Regions from separate parts of the Homo sapiens genome. Here region 1 is linked to region 2. A link is an interaction called in ENCODE POLR2A ChIA-PET data of the cell type or tissue named here. Cell type or tissue: GM12878. All regions are shown on one strand. Links, peaks and the distances in the headings refer to the core of each region. The heading gives the core; the rest is flanking DNA. Region 1 overlaps SP1 (Sp1 transcription factor). Region 2 holds the start of ESPL1 (extra spindle pole bodies like 1, separase).

Region 1 (9,881 bases), core at 1,538-9,537, 120 kb after region 2:
TTCTTAGATAATTGCCTTACTCTTCACAGAAAGCGTTTTAGGGAGAGACTAAACCATTTTATAGATAAGGAAGTAAGAGAATGGAGATCCCCAAAGACAAAGGAGTTTCAGCAATACAGATAGGTCAGCTTTTTGTTTCTGTTTTTTGCTCCTTGTCTGCACTACGTTGCTGTTTATTTGTTGTATACTGCCCCCTAGGCTGGCAGCTGGGTGTCACTAACTCCTTTCCTCTCCCTTATTTTCGGCCAGGAGTCCCAGCCATCCCCTTTGGCTCTGCTGGCAGCAACTTGCAGCAGAATTGAGTCACCCAATGAGAACAGCAACAACTCCCAGGGCCCGAGTCAGTCAGGGGGAACAGGTGAGCTTGACCTCACAGCCACACAACTTTCACAGGGTGCCAATGGCTGGCAGATCATCTCTTCCTCCTCTGGGGCTACCCCTACCTCAAAGGAACAGAGTGGCAGCAGTACCAATGGCAGCAATGGCAGTGAGTCTTCCAAGAATCGCACAGTCTCTGGTGGGCAGTATGTTGTGGCTGCCGCTCCCAACTTACAGAACCAGCAAGTTCTGACAGGACTACCTGGAGTGATGCCTAATATTCAGTATCAAGTAATCCCACAGTTCCAGACCGTTGATGGGCAACAGCTGCAGTTTGCTGCCACTGGGGCCCAAGTGCAGCAGGATGGTTCTGGTCAAATACAGATCATACCAGGTGCAAACCAACAGATTATCACAAATCGAGGAAGTGGAGGCAACATCATTGCTGCTATGCCAAACCTACTCCAGCAGGCTGTCCCCCTCCAAGGCCTGGCTAATAATGTACTCTCAGGACAGACTCAGTATGTGACCAATGTACCAGTGGCCCTGAATGGGAACATCACCTTGCTACCTGTCAACAGCGTTTCTGCAGCTACCTTGACTCCCAGCTCTCAGGCAGTCACGATCAGCAGCTCTGGGTCCCAGGAGAGTGGCTCACAGCCTGTCACCTCAGGGACTACCATCAGTTCTGCCAGCTTGGTATCATCACAAGCCAGTTCCAGCTCCTTTTTCACCAATGCCAATAGCTACTCAACTACTACTACCACCAGCAACATGGGAATTATGAACTTTACTACCAGTGGATCATCAGGGACCAACTCTCAAGGCCAGACACCCCAGAGGGTCAGTGGGCTACAGGGGTCTGATGCTCTGAACATCCAGCAAAACCAGACATCTGGAGGCTCATTGCAAGCAGGCCAGCAAAAAGAAGGAGAGCAAAACCAGCAGACACAGCAGCAACAAATTCTTATCCAGCCTCAGCTAGTTCAAGGGGGACAGGCCCTCCAGGCCCTCCAAGCAGCACCATTGTCAGGGCAGACCTTTACAACTCAAGCCATCTCCCAGGAAACCCTCCAGAACCTCCAGCTTCAGGCTGTTCCAAACTCTGGTCCCATCATCATCCGGACACCAACAGTGGGGCCCAATGGACAGGTCAGTTGGCAGACTCTACAGCTGCAGAACCTCCAAGTTCAGAACCCACAAGCCCAAACAATCACCTTAGCCCCAATGCAGGGTGTTTCCTTGGGGCAGACCAGCAGCAGCAACACCACTCTCACACCCATTGCCTCAGCTGCTTCCATTCCTGCTGGCACAGTCACTGTGAATGCTGCTCAACTCTCCTCCATGCCAGGCCTCCAGACCATTAACCTCAGTGCATTGGGTACTTCAGGAATCCAGGTGCACCCAATTCAAGGCCTGCCGTTGGCTATAGCAAATGCCCCAGGTAAGATTTCCAATCTTGTGCATTTATTGGGAACCAACTCTAGCATCGTAGCTGAAACTTGAGTCTAAAGAAAGGAATAGAGCCTTTTGAGATAACACTTTCTTGAGGGTTAGTCATTTAGGCAAATAAATTTGAGAAATAGAGATTCTGTTTAAGTAATTTGGAACTGAAGTAAAGGAAACTTCTCCAGTTAGTTTGAGGAAGGAGCACTTCTGGGCAATATTCTGGAGTCTGTAATACTCAGTGTTTTTGGTGCTGCAGAATAATGGTTGACAAGCTTTCTGTAAAGGGCCAGATAGTAACGTAAATATTTTAGACATTGTGGGCCTCATGTGGTCACATTTTCTTTTCTTTTTTTTTTTTTTGAGACAGAGTCTTGCTCTGTCATCCAGGCTGGAGTGCAGTGGCGCGATCTCGGCTCACTGCAAGCTCCGCCTCCCAGGTTCACGCCATTCTCCTGCCTCAGCCTCCCGAGTGGCTGGGACTACAGGTGCCTGCCACCACGCCCGGGTAATTTTTTGTATTTTTAGTAGAGACGGGGTTTCACCATGTGAGCTAGGATGGTCTCGATCTCCTGACCTCGTGATCCGCCCGCCTCGGCCTCCCAAAGTGCTGGGATTACAGGCGTGAGCCACCGCGCCCGGCTTTCTTTTCTTTTTTTTCTTTTTTCTTTTTTTTTTGAGATGGAGTCTTACTCTGTTACCCAGGCTGGAGTGCAGTGGCGTGATCTCGGCTCACTGCAACCTCTGCCTCCCGGGTTCAAGCGATTCTCTTGCCTGGGCTTCTTGAGTAGCTGGGATTGCAGGCGAGCACCACCACGCCCAGCTAATCTTTGTATTTTTAGTAGAGACAAGGTTTTGCTATGTTGGCCAGGCTGGTCTCGAACTCCTGACCTCATGTGAATCCACCTGCCTCGGCCTCCCAAAGTGCTGGGATTATAGGTGTGAGCCACTGCACCCAGCCACATTTTCTGTTTTGTATGTTTTTTTTCCACACCCCTTTAAAAATGTAAAACCATTCTTAGCTCTAAGGCCTTCTTTGGCCTGTAGGCCAACTCCTCCATAGGATAAAAATTGATTATGGGCCGGGTGTGGTGGCTCACGCCTGTAATGCAGGCACTGAGAAGACGAGGCAGGTGGATGGGTTGAGTTCAGGAGTTCAAGACCGGCTGGGGCAACATGGCGAAACCCTGTCTTCGACAAAAATACAAAAATTGGCCGGGTGTGGTGGTACATGCCTATGGGCCCAGCTACTCGGGAGGCTAAGGCATGAGAATTGCTTGAATCTGGGAGGCAGAGGTTGCAGTGAGCCAAGATTGCACCACTGCACTCCAGCCTGGGCAACAGAGTGAGACTCTGAAAAAAAAAAAAAATACAAAAATTAGTCGGGTGGCTGGGCACGGTGGCTCACGCCTGTAATCCCAGCACTTTGGGAGGCTGAGGTGGGTGGGTCACCTGAGGTCAGGAGTTCAAGACCAGCGTGGCCAGCATGGCGAAACCCCTTCTCTACTAAAAATAAAAAAATTAGCCAGGCATGGTGATGCGCGCCTGTAGTCCCAGCTACTCAGGAGGCTGAGGCCAAGAATTGCTTGAACCTGGGAGGCAGAGGCTGCAGTGAGCCGAGATCACATCACTGCACTCCAGCCTGGTTGACAGAGCAAGACCCTGTCTCAAAAAATAAAAATAAAAGGCGGCCGGGCGCGGTGGCTCACGCCTGTAATTCCAGCACTTTGGGAGGCCGAGGCGGGTGGATCACAAGGTCAAGAGATCGAGACCATCCTGGCTAACACTGTGAAACCCTGTCTCTACTAAAAATACAAAAAATTAGCTGGGCATGGTGGCGCGCACCTGTAGTCCCAGCGACTCAGGAGCCTGAGGCAGGAGAATCACTTGAACCAGGGAGGCGGAGGTTGCAATGAGCCGAGATCGCGCCACTGCACTCCAGCCTGGGTGACAGAGCGAGACTCCGTCTCAAAAAAAAAAAAAATAAATAAAAATAAATTTGATTATGGGCTGGGCGCGGTGGCTCACGCCTATAATCCCAGCACTTTGGGAGGCCGAGGTGAACAGATCATGAGGTCAGGAGTTCAAGACCAGCCTGACCAATATGGTGAAACCCCGTCTCTACTAAAAATACAAAAATTAGCCGGGCGTGGTGGTACAAGCCTGTAGTCCCAGCTACTTGGGAGGCTGAGGCAGGAGAATCGCTTGAACCTGGGAGGCAGAGCTTGGAGCGAGCCAAGATCGTGCCACTGCACTCCAGCCTGGGTGACAGAGTGAGACTCCGTCTCAAAAAAAAAAAAAAAATTGATTATGAATTTTACCTGTTTGTAGAACACAGATTAAATCATCAGATATTTCTTGTGAACTGTAACTCCTAATTGAAGGGAAAATGATCTAACGGGTTGCTTTTCAACGAAGTAAGTTCCCTGGTTAGTATTAACCAGAATATCCCACACTCTGAGTGTGCTGGTTAATCAGGATTGAATTTTTTTTTAACTCCTAGTTATCTGAAAAACAAAATCCCATAGCTTCCCTTCACACTAACATATGAGCATCCTAGGTGATTCTGATACTTCTAGGTAGCAGTCTAACTTCCTAGACTGCTTTGAAAGTACTGTGTGTGGTTAGGAAGGGAGAAGGAAAGGGAGTGGGGTAAGTTGGGGTCTGGAATGGAGTGGGGGATGTAGGATTGAGAAGAGTTAGGAATGAGGAGAGCATTGAAGGGAAAAACAGTCTGGGAAGAATATTGAATCTGTTGACCATAATGTTCAGGGTCTTTCATTTTGAACTAAATGTTTCACTATTAATTTGAAATTTAAAACAGTAAACAGATGTAAGTCTATGTAGACTGTATCTTTTTTTTTTTTTTTTTTTCATTTTTGAGACTGAGTCTTGCTCTGTTGCCCAGGCTGTAGTGAGTGGAGTGGTGCAATCTCCGCTCACTGCAACCTCCCCTTCCTGAGTTCCAGTGATTCTCCTGCCTCAGCCTCCCAGGTAGCTGGGATTACAGGCGTGTGCCACCATGCCCGCCTAATTGTTTGTTTAATGGAGACGGGGTTTCACTGTGTTGACCAGGCTGGTCTCGAACTCCTGACCTCAAGTGATCTGCCTGCCTTGGCCTCCCAAACTGCTGGGATTACAGGTGTGAGCCACTATGCCCGGCCTGACTTTATCATTTTAAATTCCATTGTATGGAGCTAATCTTTAATAAAGCACAATAAAAGGATACACATACATCTTTATATGCTGGCACAATTATACAAATACGGAAAATAGTTTAATATCACCAAATAATATCACCCAACTTCTAGGTTTGTTTTTTTTTTTTTTTTCGTTTTCTTTTTTGGGACTGACTCTAGCTTGTCTCCCAGGCTGGAGTGCAGTGGTGCGATCTTGGCTCACTGCAACCTCTGCCTTCCGGGTTCAAGCAATTCTTCTGCCTCAGCCTCCCGAGTAGCTGGGATTACAGGCACGTCCCACCATGCCCATTAATTTTTTGTATTTTTTTAGTAGCGATTGGATTTCACTGTGCTGGTCAGGCTGGTCTCGAACTCCTGACCTCGTGATCCGCCCGCCTTGGCCTCCCAAAGTGCTGGGATTACAGGCGTGAGCCACTGCGCCTGGCCACTTCTAGTTCTTTTGGCATATATATGTGGGTTTATAAATTGTTTACTTTTGTTACCAAGTTCTCATTCCATTTAACTGATTCTTACATAAGTGAGGGTAGCAAATAGGCAACCATATTTCCTGCCTCCTGCAGTTTTGGTAAATCTAGGGGGAAAGTCTGCTTAAGTTCCCTGATTTCTTACATTCCTGTGGTGTGTTTAGAAATACTACATGTTGAGCTTTAACAAGACAGTAATTTTCTTAGTTAATTGAAATCTTAGAATTGAAAGTTAGAGCTGGAAGGGACTGAAGTTATTTAGTACAACTGCCTTATTTTCTAGATGAGGAAATTGAGGTACAGAGAATCACTTAATGAGACAACAGCCAGAGCTGAGGCTAGTTTTACTAGTCTAGGGTGCAACCTGTTTTAACTAGGGACTTGAACAATTCTTTAGATTGTTAAAAATGTATTCGAGCCAGCCTGGTGGCTCACGCCTGTAATCCCAGCACTTTGGGAGACTGAGACAGGCGGATCATGAGGTCAGGAGATCAAGACCATCCTGGCTAACATGGTGAAACCGCATCTCTACTAAAAATACAAAAAAATTAGCTGGGCGTGGTGGTGGGTGCCTGTAATCTCAGCTACTAGGGAGGCTGAGGCAGGAGAATGATGTGAACCTGGGAGGCAGAGCGTGCAGTGAGCTGAGATTGTGCCACTGCACTCCAGCCTGGGTGACAGAGCGAGACTCCGTCTCAAAAAAAAAAAATGTATTCGAAAAGGTGTTTTTGATTTAAGATTTAATGCTCTAAAACTGACAGATGTTTATAAAACATTTATAAAAATGTTTTATAAACTAAACATTTATGGGAATAGAAATGGGAAAAGTTTTATAAAAACTGACCTCTACAACGTAGAAAATTAGACACTTCTGGGCAACCTACACCATCATGTTTATTTTCTATTTGCTCTTAGATTGAAGTGCCCGGTTTTGCTCTTCTTCAGAGCAAACTGTGGGATTATTCCTGTTAATAATTTGGATCCTTGCAATTTCTAAAAGGCTTATAACTTAGGGTTTAGAGAACAGTTATGAGGCATTCTCATTGCTAAATCATGCTCTGGGGAAGTCTGCCATTTAATATGTCATAGACTAGGGCTACCTAGTTGTTACTGATGGTGTTTGAGCTGAAGAAAATGCGTGTGTGTTTCTGTAAGGTAAGAGGAGCTTGACATTCACTAAGGAGATAATGAGGCATTGACAGGCTGTTTTGTAAGAGTTGAGATTGTTTGCTTCATTAATAGGGGTTTTTGAAGATCCAAGTTTTCTCCTTTCTGGCTAGTAATAATTGTGTAGTATTTCCCCTTTAATTGATATGACTTCATCCTTAAAGAAAGATAATAAAATCACTTCCTAGAGGCTTACTCCTTTTTCAGCTTTTGCCTTCCTGCTGGCAAAAGTATCTTGTTTTGGCCAGGCGTAGTGGCTCATGCCTGTAATCCCAGCACTTTGGGAGGCCAAGGCAGGCAGATCTCTTGAGCTCAGGAGTTCAAGACCAGCCTGGGCAACATAGGGATCCCCCATCTCTACAAAAAATATGAAAATTACCTGAGCATGGTAGCACACGCCTATAGTCCCAGCTACTTGGGAGGCTGAGGTGGGAGGATTGCCTGAGCCCGGGAGGTTGAGGACGCAGTGAGCCATGATCACGCCACAGCACTCCAGCCTGGGCAGTAGGGTGAGTCCCTGTCAAAAAAAAAAAGTATCTAATTTTACCCCCTTCTCTGATAGTTATTTTACTGTAAAATTTAACCTTTTTGCAGTATGTTCAACTTCTTGGTACGATGTAGAAAGAACATTGGATGTGAAATGTTGTATGATACATGTATATATCACTGTACAAAATGAGATATATTACATGATTGTGGAAGATTGCAGCTTCCATGGTGTTCACTTAGTCTGTTTACATTCATTATTTTTTAAAATGATCTTTTTTTTTTTTTTTTTTTTGGGAGACGGAGTTTCATTCTTGTTGCCCAGGGTGGAGTCCAATGGTGTGGTCTCGGCTCACTGCAACCTTTGCCTCCTGGGTTCAAGCAATTCTCCTGCCTCAGCCTCCCGAGTAATGCCCACCACCACGCCTGGCTAATTTTTGTATTTTTAATCGAGATTGAGTTTCACCATGTTGGCCAGGCTGGTCTTGAACTCCTGACCTCAGGTGATCTGCCTGCCTCGGCCTCCCAAAGTGCTGGGATTATAGGCATGAGCCACTGTGCCCAGCCGCTAATTTTTGCATTTTTAGTAGAGACTGGGTTTCACCATGTTGGCCAGGATGGTCTCGATCTCCTGGCCTCCCAAAATGCTGGGATTACAGGCGTGATGTTTCTTTTTTTTTAAATTGACACCCCTCCCTCTTTTATCAACAGCTTTTCCTTTCATTTTGTAGTCATATTTTCCCAGATCTTTATTTTATTTTATTTTACTTTTCATTTAAAGCCTCAGATGTTTTTCTTAGCCGCTGCTGAATCCTGAAACTCTTGCCGCAGGTTGACGGGGAGTTGGCTTTTAAAGATTTAAGTTTGGATGACTTCTTGTGAGTTCTGTCTAATAAAGAGTGCAGGGCTGGGCTTTGGCAGGAGAATAGAACATATTTCCTTGATGGGTATAATTCATTCACAAACCAAATTTCAGGTACTAAAAATAACAATTTCACATCTGCTGGGTTTTATTGGGGTCAGGAAAATGTCTTCTCTTAGAAGTTAAGTTGAATGTGATACCAGGGTTGGTTTGCCAAGGGTGTCACTAAACTTGGAGTCAGATTGCTGAGAGCTAATTTGTTAAAAAGTTGTGTTTTAGAGCAGTACATTTGGACATTAATGAAAAGTAGGTTTAGATGATTTAAATGTCTTACCAGTTATCATTTTTGTGCAAAAGGTCATATGAAAGAATTTTCTATTTTAAGATTATATTTTATCAAATATAATGTTGAATGTTTCTGCGTCTTTTGTCTTTCCCTAGTATTATACTTGTTTCTCTTTTTAATTTAAAAAATTTATTTTCTAGAGATATCAGCACAGAAAGATATACTTGTTTCTTAGGGTGTTTGGTGCTTTTTAAATGGTTATTTCAGTTTAAGTAGGAAAGATCTCATTTAAAATCTAAGTGCTTTGAGGGGGCTGGGTGCAGTGGCTCATGCCTGTAATCCCAGCACTTTGGGAGGCCAAGGCGGGTGGACTGCCTGAGCTCAGGAGTTCGTGACCAGCCTGGACAACATGGTGAAACCCCGTCTCTACTAAAATACAAAAAATCAGCCGGGCATGGCGGCGCGCACCTGTAGTCCCAGCTAGTCAGGAGGATGAGGCAGGAGAATTGCTTGAACCCTGGAGGCAGAGGTTGCAGTGAGCCGGGATCGCACCACTGCACTCCAGCCTGGGCAACAGAGCTAGATTCCGTCTCAAAAAAAAAAAATCTAAGTGCTTTGATTTGAAAATCAGTGGGATATGAGAAGACAGTCTTCAGACCTTTTCCATTGCTCCTATTTATTCATTCCAGTGGCTTTCTCTTTATAAATGACGTCATTGTTAAATCACGTTGCCTTGTGTAATGGGGCCATTTTAGTTCTTAATTAAATAACAAGAGTGCCTTCTGTTTCAGAAACGTTTAGTATCTGTTCTATCTCCCTTTCCCTTTGTTTCATTTTGTAAAGTAGCATGTAAACGTGCAACTAATAATTCTGCTCATGACTTGCTTTTTTTTACCCTCTTTGAAAATGTTTTAAAATGTAAGATGAACATCTGTAGGAAAGTTATTATATCATGCTTTTTAAGTTACTTTTTGGGTGTCTGTCAACTTTAGTAGATAATAATTAGTTGAGTTTTTTCATTTTACTATTTAATAGAAAAGCAAGCACATTATTTTTCATATTTCTTACAGAAAGTGTTACAATAGTATTATTATCCTTTTCTTTAACATTTAGCAGTATGCAGGGCCTGGTATGCTAAAGGATTACTTTAAAATATATTTGCCCACACTGTGATATGACTATATTGTTAATACTGTGTTAGACTTTAAGAATTATTTCCCTTAGAAGACTGAGAACTTTTTTTTTTTAAGTAATGTCTTTTTTTTTTTTTTTTTTTTTGAGACGGAGTCTCGCTCTGTTGCCAGGCTGGAGTGCAGTCTCCACCTCCTGGGTTCAAGCGATTCTCCTCCTTCAGCCTCCCGAGTAGCTGGGACTACAGGCGTGTGCCACCAGGCCTAGCTAATTTTTGTATTTTTAGTAGAGACGGGGTTTCCCCATGTTGGCAAGGATGGTATCCATCTCTTGACCTTGGTTTCCACCCGCCTCGGCCTCCCAAAGTGCTGGGATTACAGGTGTGAGCCACTGCGCCCAGCCTTTTTTTAAGTAATTTCAACTTTTATTTTGTTTGTTATATGATCTTGAGATTTGGGATACAAATGATCTTGTTACCCGGGTCCGGTCATGAGCATAGCAACCCAACAGTTTTTCCAACA
Region 2 (9,881 bases), core at 761-8,760:
TTAAGTATTTCTCCTAATGCTATCCCTCCCCTAGCCACCCATCCCTCAACAGGACCCCGTGTGTGATGCTCTTCTCCCTGTGTCCATGTGTTCATTGTTCAACTCCCACTATGAGTGAGAACATGCGGTGTTTGGTTTTCTGTTCTTGTGTTAGTTTACTAAGAATGATCGTTTCCAGCTTCATCCATGTCCCTGCAAAGGACGTGAACTCATCGTTTCGTATGGCTGCATAGTAGTCCATGGTGTATATTTGCTATTATTTATTTATTTATTTACTTATTCATTTATTTTTGAGATGGAGTCTCGCTCTGTCGCCCAGGCTGGAGTGCAGTGGCACGATGGCCCTTGGCTCACTGCAAGCTCCGCCTCCCAGGTTCACGCCATTCTCCTGCCTCAGCCTCCCAAGTAGCTGGGACCACAGGCGCCCGCCACCACGCCCGGCTAATTTTTTGTATTTTTAGTAGAGATGGGATTTCACCGTGTTAGCCTAGATGGTCTCAATCTCCTGACCTCGTGATCCACCCACCTTGGCCTCCCAAAGTGCTGGGATTACAGGCGTGAGCCACCGCGCCTGGCCAATTTTTTTTTTTTTTTTGAGATGGAGTCTCGCTCTTGTCACACAGGCTAGAGTGCAATGGCACAATCGCAACTCACTGCAACCTCCACCTCTGGGTTCAAGCGATTCTCCTGCCTCAACCTCCCAAGTAGCTGGGATTACAGGTGCCCACCACCATGCCTGGCTAATTTTTTTTTTTTTGAGACAGGGTCTCACTCCAGGCTGGAGTACAATGGCATGATCTCGGCTCACTGCAACCTCTGCCTCCCGGGTTCAAGCGATTCTCCTGCCTCAGCCTCCGAAGTAGCTGGGATTATAGGTGCCCACCACTATACCCGGCTAATTTTTTTGTATTTTTATTAGAGATGGGGTTTCACCATGTTAGTCAGGCAGGTCTCGAACTCCTGACCTCAGGTGATCCGCCCGCCTCGGCCTCCCAAAGTGCTGGGATTACAGGCGTGAGCCACCGCGCTTGGCCTCATGCTTTATTTTTTTTGAGCTGGGTTCCTGCTATGTTGGCCAGCCTGGAGTGCAGTGGCTATTCTCAAGTGAAATCATAGCTCACTACATCCTTGAAGTCCTGGGCTCAAGCAATCCTCCTGCCTCAGCCTCCTCCCAGCCTCAGCCTCCTGAGTAGCTGGGATGTTAGGCATGCACCATCACATCCAGCTATTATTTATTTATTTATTTATTTTTGGTAGAGACAGGGTCCCACTATGTTGCCCAGGCTGGTCTCAAACTCCTGGGCTCAAGGGATCCTCTCACCTCGGCCTCCCAAAGCGTTGGGATTATAGGTGTAAGCCACTATTCCTGGCCAAAACATGTTTTTTTTTTGTTTTTTTTTTTTTAAGACAGAGTGTCGCTCTATCGCCCAGGCTGGAGTGCAGTGGCGCGATCTCAGTTCACTGCAAACTCTGCCTCCCAGGTTCACGCCATTCTCCTGCCTCAGCCTCCCGAGTAGCTGGGACTACAGGCGCCCACCACTGCGCCCGGCTAATTTTTTTGTATTTTTAGTAGAGACGGGGTTTCACTGTGTTAGCCAGGATGGTCTCAATCTTCTGACCTCGTGATCCACCCGCCTCAGTCTCCCAAAGTGCTGGGATTACAGACCTGAGTCACCGCGCCACACGTTTTTTAATGACTGCCATCATCGTTAGGGTCTTCAAGGCTATCTGAGGCCTTCTTCTATTTGAGGCTAAAAGAACTCCTGGAGGTAGTGAGGCTTGATGTTACTGTCCCCATTTCACTGAGAAGGAACAAATTAGAACTGGCACTAGAACCTGGCTCCTCTGTCCTGTCTCATTTTCAAAGCTCTTTCCATCATCCTGTGCTGCCTCTATAAGTTTGTGATTCACATGAGGAAATAATGTGACTCAAGTTCGTATTAGTCAGCATTTATTGATCTGTTGATACTTAAAGTACTTCTTGTAAGAAGTAGAAAATAAAAAAGAAAAAAGAAAACAAAAGCAAAACAAAAAACAAACAAACAAGAAATAAAAAATAATAAGCTCTCTGCCCTTGAGGAGTTTAGAATTAAGTAGGTATGATAGGCTGGGCATGGCCAGGCACGGTGGCTCATGCTTGTAATCCCGGCATTTTGGGAGGCTGAGGCAGGTGGATCACTTGAGGTCAGGAGTTTGAGACCAGCCTGGCCAACATGGTGAAACTCCGTCCCTACTAAAAATACAAAACATTAGCTGGGCATGGTGATGGGTGCCTGTAATCCCAGCTACTTGGGAGGCTGAGGCAGGAGAATCACTTGAACCCGGAGGCAGAGGTTGCAGTGAGCTGAGATCACGCCATTGCACTCTAGCCTGGGTGACAAGAGCGAAACTCCGTCTCAAAAAAAAAAAAAAAAAAAGGCTGGGCATAGTGGCTCACGCCTGTAATTGTAGCACATTGAGAGGCTAAGGCCGGAGGATCACTTGAGCTCAGGAGTTCAAGACCAACCTGGGCATCATAGTGAGACCTCGTTTCTATCTTAAAAAAAGAAGAAAAAAGTAGGTATAATAAAATACGTTGGGAAAAAGTCCTAGAATGCTTGCTAAACAATAGGTAAATGAACACTGATAGCTAAGGTGTAAGCAAGAGGAATTGAGTACTGTGATGAATAATTTTCTTTTGGGTTTTTTTTGTTTGTTTGTTTGTTTTTTGGTTTTTTTTTTTTTGAGACAGAGTCGTCTCGCTCTGTAGCCCAGGCTGGAGTGCAGTGGCGCGATCTTGGCTCACTGCAAGCTCCGCTTCCCGGGTTCACGCCGTTCTCCTAGCGCAGCCTCCCGAGTAGCTGGGACTACAGGAGCCTGCAACCACGCCCGGCTAATTTTTTGTATTTTTAGTAGAGACGGGGTTTCACCATGTTGGCCAGGATTGTCTCGATCTCCTGACCTCGTGATCCGCCCGCCTCGGTCTCTCAAAGTGCTGGGATTACAGGCGTGAGCCACCGCGCCCGGCCTTTTTTTTGGTTTTCTTTTTTGAGACAGAGTCTTGCTCTGTCACCCAGACTGCAGTACAGTGGCGGGATCTCAGCTCACTGCAACCTCCGCTTCCCGGGTTCAAGCGATCCTCCCAAGTAGCTGGGACTACAGGCCCCCGATGCCACAGCAGCTAATTTTTGTATTTTTAGTAGAGATGGGGTTTCACCATGTTGGTCAGGCTGGTTCTCAAGTGATCCACCCACCTCGGCCTCCTAAAGTGCTGGGATTATAGGCGTGAGCCACCGCGCCCGGCCTTCTTTTCTTTCTTTTTACAAAAATAATCTTCCCTGCTAGATTCTCAACTCATAAAAGAGCTCTATGATGATGGAGAAGGATGAGTTATCCAGTAGAGTTCATCAGCGACAAGCTGATAACCACTTTTGAGCTGAATTCTTTGGTGGAGGAAGGAAAGAGACAGCTGAATCTGTGTTTGGGGAAGTGGTTAGTACTTAAAAACATAAGCCATTAAAGACTGTGAAATATCCCAGGGAATGAATTTCCATAGTTCTTCCTGCTACTCACAACTCCCACCCCACCCCACTACCCTCTCTCCCCCATCGAAGAGCACCAGATCTTGTCTTTCTCATACAACCAATAGAAGGAGTAAGGCTGGAAGGCAGAGAGAGAGCTGGAGGTCGCTACGGGTACTCATTGTAGTTCCCCTAGAAAACCATCTTTAAAATAATTTCGTAGGAAGTTGGGCGTGGCGGTGCACGCCCGTAGTCAGCACTTTGGGAGGCTGAGGTGGGAGGATCACTTAAGCCCGGGAGTTTGAAGCTGCAGTGAGCTGTGATCACGCCACTGCACTCCAGCCTGTGTGTCAGAGCAAGACCCTATCAAAAAAAAAATTCGTAGAAGTCTAAGCCCTTTTTTTCTAGTAACCCAAACCGCGTGAGTTCCTAAGTTCTTTTTGTTATTTCTCTTCTCTTGAAACTTAAACTCTTGCCTGAGCTCTGAAGATAAAGGAGGAAAAGGGGTGGCATTACCGATAGCGACTAAGCGACAGGTAGCTGAGAAACTGAGCTCTGACTGGAAAAAAGGGGGAAACCCGCACCCCCAAGAGGCCCTAACGCGCAGAGCAGCAAGACCCTCCGGGGCGCCGCGGGAGCGCGCAGCGCGGCGGGTAAACTACAACTCCCAGCGTGCCGCGCGCCCGGCGTTGCGCCGCGCCCGCTGATTGGCAGCCGCGGATATTTGAAAGGAGGGTCTGGCGCGGAAAACGAAGGTTACATTTTGGATCCTCGCGGAGTACTGGTCAGGCGGTTAAGTCCTGTACCTAGGAAAGAGGGCGAGCTCTGGGGCGGTAAGGCCGGAAGGGACTCGTGAGCGTGGGTACGTGCTGAAGTGAAGGGGATCCCCAGCGCTGACGCGAGGAGAGGCGTGGGTGGCTCCTGGAGGGAGTGTCGGGAGGCCTTGGGACTGCCCCGGGCCGCTGAAGGGCTGGGCCGAGGCCTCTGGGGTAGCGCGGCGAGTGGTGTGGTAGTGCGGTCGGGGATCTGCCCGGAGGAAGGAAGAGCGGAATCGTCCTTTTATAACGGGAGCACGGCGTCCTGGCGTGGGTTTTCTCCCCGATGAAATTTCTGATGTGATTCTTTGCCTCCTTCCACGACCTTCAGCCCTCTTCCCTTCCTCCAGTTAGCTTCATTAACAATCTTCTCTAATTGGTCTCCTTTTCCCTAGCTCTCCGGTGTCATGAGGAGCTTCAAAAGAGTCAACTTTGGGACTCTGCTAAGCAGCCAGAAGGAGGCTGAAGAGTTGCTGCCCGCCTTGAAGGTGGGGGTGCTGCCTGGCTCGGGATACACCTGGCTTTCCAAACTGAGCTGTTTTGTGTTTGCCTTTTGAAGAGATGGATAAGTAGGCGACCCTCTCTGAGTAACCCTATTTCTAGTTACTTTCTCTACCTCTTTCCTGCCTTTGCTAGCCCCATTCATATCTTTCTCTACTCCTAGGAGTTCCTGTCCAACCCTCCAGCTGGTTTTCCCAGCAGCCGATCTGATGCTGAGAGGAGACAAGCTTGTGATGCCATCCTGAGGGCTTGCAACCAGCAGCTGACTGCTAAGCTAGCTTGCCCTAGGCATCTGGGGAGCCTGCTGGAGCTGGCAGAGCTGGCCTGTGATGGCTACTTAGTGTCTACCCCACAGCGTCCTCCCCTCTACCTGGAACGAATTCTCTTTGTCTTACTGCGGAATGCTGCTGCACAAGGAAGCCCAGAGGCCACACTCCGCCTTGCTCAGCCCCTCCATGCCTGCTTGGTGCAGTGCTCTCGCGAGGCTGCTCCCCAGGACTATGAGGCCGTGGCTCGGGGCAGCTTTTCTCTGCTTTGGAAGGGGGCAGAAGCCCTGTTGGAACGGCGAGCTGCATTTGCAGCTCGGCTGAAGGCCTTGAGCTTCCTAGTACTCTTGGAGGATGAAAGTACCCCTTGTGAGGTTCCTCACTTTGCTTCTCCAACAGCCTGTCGAGCGGTAGCTGCCCATCAGCTATTTGATGCCAGTGGCCATGGTCTAAATGAAGCAGATGCTGATTTCCTAGATGACCTGCTCTCCAGGCACGTGATCAGAGCCTTGGTGGGTGAGAGAGGGAGCTCTTCTGGGCTTCTTTCTCCCCAGAGGGCCCTCTGCCTCTTGGAGCTCACCTTGGAACACTGCCGTCGCTTTTGCTGGAGCCGCCACCATGACAAAGCCATCAGCGCAGTGGAGAAGGCTCACAGTTACCTAAGGAACACCAATCTAGCCCCTAGCCTTCAGCTATGTCAGCTGGGGGTTAAGCTGCTGCAGGTTGGGGAGGAAGGACCTCAGGCAGTGGCCAAGCTTCTGATCAAGGCATCAGCTGTCCTGAGCAAGAGTATGGAGGCACCATCACCCCCACTTCGGGCATTGTATGAGAGCTGCCAGTTCTTCCTTTCAGGCCTGGAACGAGGCACCAAGAGGCGCTATAGACTTGATGCCATTCTGAGCCTCTTTGCTTTTCTTGGAGGGTACTGCTCTCTTCTGCAGCAGCTGCGGGATGATGGTGTGAGTTAAGGACCTGGAGGTAGGGTGGGGACGTGGTCTGTGGACTCACTACCAGCCTAGGGTATTTGGCAAGATCTGGAGGTCCTGGCTCCCTCCTTGTTAAGCTGCTCTCTGGACAGTGCCTAGCGAGCCAGCAAACAGCCTAGTCTATCCTGAGAGGGCAGTGGCCCTTCTGGATGTCCTTCCTCGTGCTCCCTGGGCTCTGTCAGCTCTCCAGGACTCCGGGTCAGTCTTCAGCTTGGAGCCCTCTTTATCTCTACTCCTCATACCAACCTTCCGCTTCCTTCCTCAGGTGTATGGGGGCTCCTCCAAGCAACAGCAGTCTTTTCTTCAGATGTACTTTCAGGGACTTCACCTCTACACTGTGGTGGTTTATGACTTTGCCCAAGGCTGTCAGGTACTGTCTGGGAATCAAGGTACCTGGACTAGGCTCATAGGGTTTGGGGTTGCTCCACTGCCCTCAAACAGCTTTGGGGTTGCTCCACTGCCCTCAAACAGCTTTGGGGTTGCTTGGCTTTGGGTGTGGAGTGCGGTGGAGGTCATCTTGGACCCAGCATGACTCCTCACTCTCAAACCCTTCTTGTCCCTTCAGATAGTTGATTTGGCTGACCTGACCCAACTAGTGGACAGTTGTAAATCTACCGTTGTCTGGATGCTGGAGGCCTTAGAGGGCCTGTCGGGCCAAGAGCTGACGGACCACATGGGGATGACCGGTTAGTGCCCTGGGTCCCAGGCACAGAGTTTGTGGGAGGGTCATCACCCATTAGGCAGGTGAATAGTACTTGCTGCGTGGTTCTGACCACTGTGAGGGTTCCTTATGGTTCAAGGAGGCAGTGAGAGAAATGTTTATAAGTACCAGCTACTCTGTGTTTAACACCAGTAGAGAAGTGATGAAGCTAACTTACAACAGCAGACACTATTTCCTCGACTGGAATCTAACTTGGCATTAACAGTTGCACCTAATATGCAACCTTATGACCTTTCAACATATTTTTTTATTTCTATATTTTTTAATGTTTTTTTTTCCTTTTCTTCACTTATCAGAATCCAGAAATCATTACAAATGACCTTTCTGTATATTTAAGTGTTTTTTTTTTTTTTTTTTTGAGACAAGGTCTTGCTCTGTCACCTAGGCTGGAGTGCACTGGCACAATCACGGCTCAACACAGTCTCAACCTCCCAGGCTCAAGCGATCCTCCCACCTCAGCCCCGCAACGAGCTCACCTTGCAGGTTCAAGCGACTCTCCTGCCTCAGCCTCCCAAGTAGCTGGGACTGCAGGCGCGCACCACTATGCCTGGCTAATTTTTGTATTTTTTGTAGAGATGATGTCTGGCCATATTGTCCAGGCTGGTCTTGAACTCCTGGACTCGAGTGATCTGCCCACCTTGGCTTCCCTGAAACCCTGTCTCTACTAAAAATAGAAAACTAGCCAGGCAAGGTGGTGCATGCCTGTAATCCCAGCTACTTGGTAGGCTGAGGCAGGAGAGTCGCTTGAACCTGCAAGGTGGAGGTTGCAGTGAGCCAAGATTGCACCACTGCACTCCAGCCTGGGCAAGAGGGCACTCCAGCCTGGGCAACAAGAGCGAAACTCCATCTCAAAAAAAAAGGAGAATTCTTCCCACAGAGTACTGAAGACTGACTTTATTTTCTCCCAGTCATCTATGTTGATGGCCAAGAAGCTGCATAAATAAGTTATTATCATTTATTCAGCAAATATTTGTTGCCGGGCGCAGTGGCTCACGCCTGTAATCCCAGCACTTTGGGAGGCCGAGGCGGGCGGATAACGAGGTCAGGAGATCGAGACCATCCTGGCTAACAGTGAAACCCCGTCTCTACTAAAAATACAAAAAATTAGCCGGGCGTGGTGGCAGGCGCCTGTACTCCCAGCTACTCAGGAGGCTGAGGCAGGAGAATGGTGTGAACCCGGGAGGTGGAGCTTGCAGTGAGCCAAGATCGTGCCACTGCTCTCCAGTCTGAGCGACAGAGCAAGACTCTGTCTCAAAAAAAAAAAAAAAAAATTTGTTGAGTACTCACTGTGTGCAACGCACTATTTGGAGTACTTGGATGTGTCGGTAAGCAAAACAAAGTTTCCTTCCCTCATGGAGCCACGTTCTAGTTTGGGGGGAAAAGATAAACAGATTCAGTAAATAAGTGAATTATCAACATATTAGAACGTGATAAGAAATGTGGGGGAAAGGAAAAGTAGAGCAGGATAAGAAAGGGAATTGGGAGTCTAAGGTGCATGACGGGGGGCAAGTTACCACCTTAAATCAGGTGGTCAGGGTAGACCTCATTGAGAGGGTGACATGAGCAAAGGCTTGGAGGATGTGAGGGAGTCAGCCATGTGGGTTCCTGGAAAAGAACATCCCTGGCAGAAGAAACAGCCAGTGCTGAGGCAGGAGGGGGTCTCGTTTGTAAAATGAGTGCAGATGGGCTGAGTGGTGTGAAGGGCATGGGCCTATTTGGGGCAGGAAGGGGAGAGCCGCCCCTTCCCCATTCCTAGCAGTAGGGGTTCCTGTCTGATCTGGAAGCTGCTGAACTGACCACAGATCCAGCTGATCTCTGCTGCCTCTCCAGGAGGAGAGGGTGGTGGGAGCCTTTCCTATGGTCAATTGTGCCTTTTCTCCCCTGCAGCTTCTTACACCAGTAATTTGGCCTACAGCTTCTATAGTCACAAGCTCTATGCCGAGGCCTGTGCCATCTCTGAGCCGCTCTGTCAGCACCTGGGTTTGGTGAAGCCAGGCACTTATCCCGAGGTGCCTCCTGAGAAGGTACAAGGGAATGAGAGATGCAGGAAAGGAGCTTATGTGGTTGGGGAGCGGGGGGAGCGGGGAAGGGCCTCACCAGCACCCTGCCTTGGAGTGGGAGGTTAATAGCAGCATGTTGACACCAGTATCTGGAGCAGTGTTTCCCAAACCTCACTGTACTGTTACTTACTGTTGACTCATTTTTTTTTTTTTTTTTTTTTGAGACGAGTCTCGCTCTGTCGCCCAGGCTGGAGTGCAGTGGCACAATCTTGGCTCACTGCAACCTTTGCCTCAGCAAAGGTTCAAGCAATTCTCCTGCCTCAGCCTCCCAAGTAGCTGGGATTACAGGTGCCCACCACCACGCCCAGCTAATTTTTGTATTTTTTGTAGAGACGGGGTTTCACCATTTTGGTTGGCCAGGCTGGTCTCAAACTCCAGACCTCAGGTGATCCGCCTGCCTCAGCCTCCCAAAGTGCTGGGATTACAGGTGTGAGCCACCGCAGCCGGCCTGACTCACTTTTTATATTTAGCCTGGTCCTAAGCTACTGGTTTCCAGCCAAGCTGCACATTAGAATCACCTGAGTGACCTTTAAGAAAATTCTAATGTCTGCCCCGAGTTAATTGCATCAGAATCTCTAGTGTTTGCCGGGCGTGATGGCTCACGCCTATAATTCCAGCACTTTGGGAGGCTGAGGCAGGTGGATCACCTGAGGTCTGGAGTTTGAGACCAGCCTGTCCAACATGGTGAAACCCCGTCTCTACTGAAAATACAAACATTAGCCAGGCGTGGTGGCATGTGCCTGTAATCCCAGCTACTTTGGAGGCTGAGGCAGGAGAATTGCCTGAACCCAGGAGGTGGAGTTTGCAGTGAGCCGAGATTGTGCTACTGTACTCCAGCCTGGGCTACAGAGCAAGACTCCATCTCACATCTGAATATTTTCAAAGATCCCCCAGGTGGTCCTTTGAGCAAGGAGAGTGAGAACCTGGGTTCTTGGTTTTTTGGTTTTTTTTTTTTTTTTTTTTTTTTTTTTTTGGAGACTGAGTCTTGCTCTTGCTTTGTCACCCAGGCTGGAGTGCAGTGGCACGATCTCG

What was found. ChIA-PET counts read pairs that join two places held together with the same protein. Peaks named below come from ENCODE experiments on the same cell type or tissue, not always from the same donor. Only the 100,000 strongest peaks of a DNase experiment are listed, where the experiment ranks them.
Region 1: POLR2A ChIA-PET joins it to region 2 with 10 read pairs; 9 of 35 experiments call an interaction of 5 or more read pairs at or near these places.

What each region holds. Positions count from the first base shown.
Region 1 is chr12:53,381,861-53,391,741 of GRCh38, forward strand. It overlaps SP1 (Sp1 transcription factor), which reads left to right. Exons shown (of 6, transcript NM_138473.3): 3 at 250-1,762. Among named protein-coding and RNA genes, the nearest start is that of SP1, 6.6 kb to the left of the region's middle. RefSeq lists an enhancer at 261-510. In GM12878, for the core only: no CTCF peak of the experiment used is centred there; no DNase peak of the experiment used is centred there; H3K4me3 peaks cover 4,924 bases.
Region 2 is chr12:53,264,045-53,273,925 of GRCh38, forward strand. ESPL1 (extra spindle pole bodies like 1, separase) reads left to right here and starts at 4,255. Exons shown (of 31, transcript NM_012291.5): 1 at 4,255-4,333; 2 at 4,711-4,803; 3 at 4,980-6,041; 4 at 6,334-6,438; 5 at 6,634-6,754; 6 at 8,677-8,813. The coding sequence starts at 4,723. RefSeq lists enhancers at 4,192-4,561, 4,622-4,701. In GM12878, for the core only: a CTCF peak has its summit at 4,100; a DNase peak (open chromatin) is centred at 4,257; H3K4me3 peaks cover 3,196 bases; H3K27ac peaks cover 2,001 bases.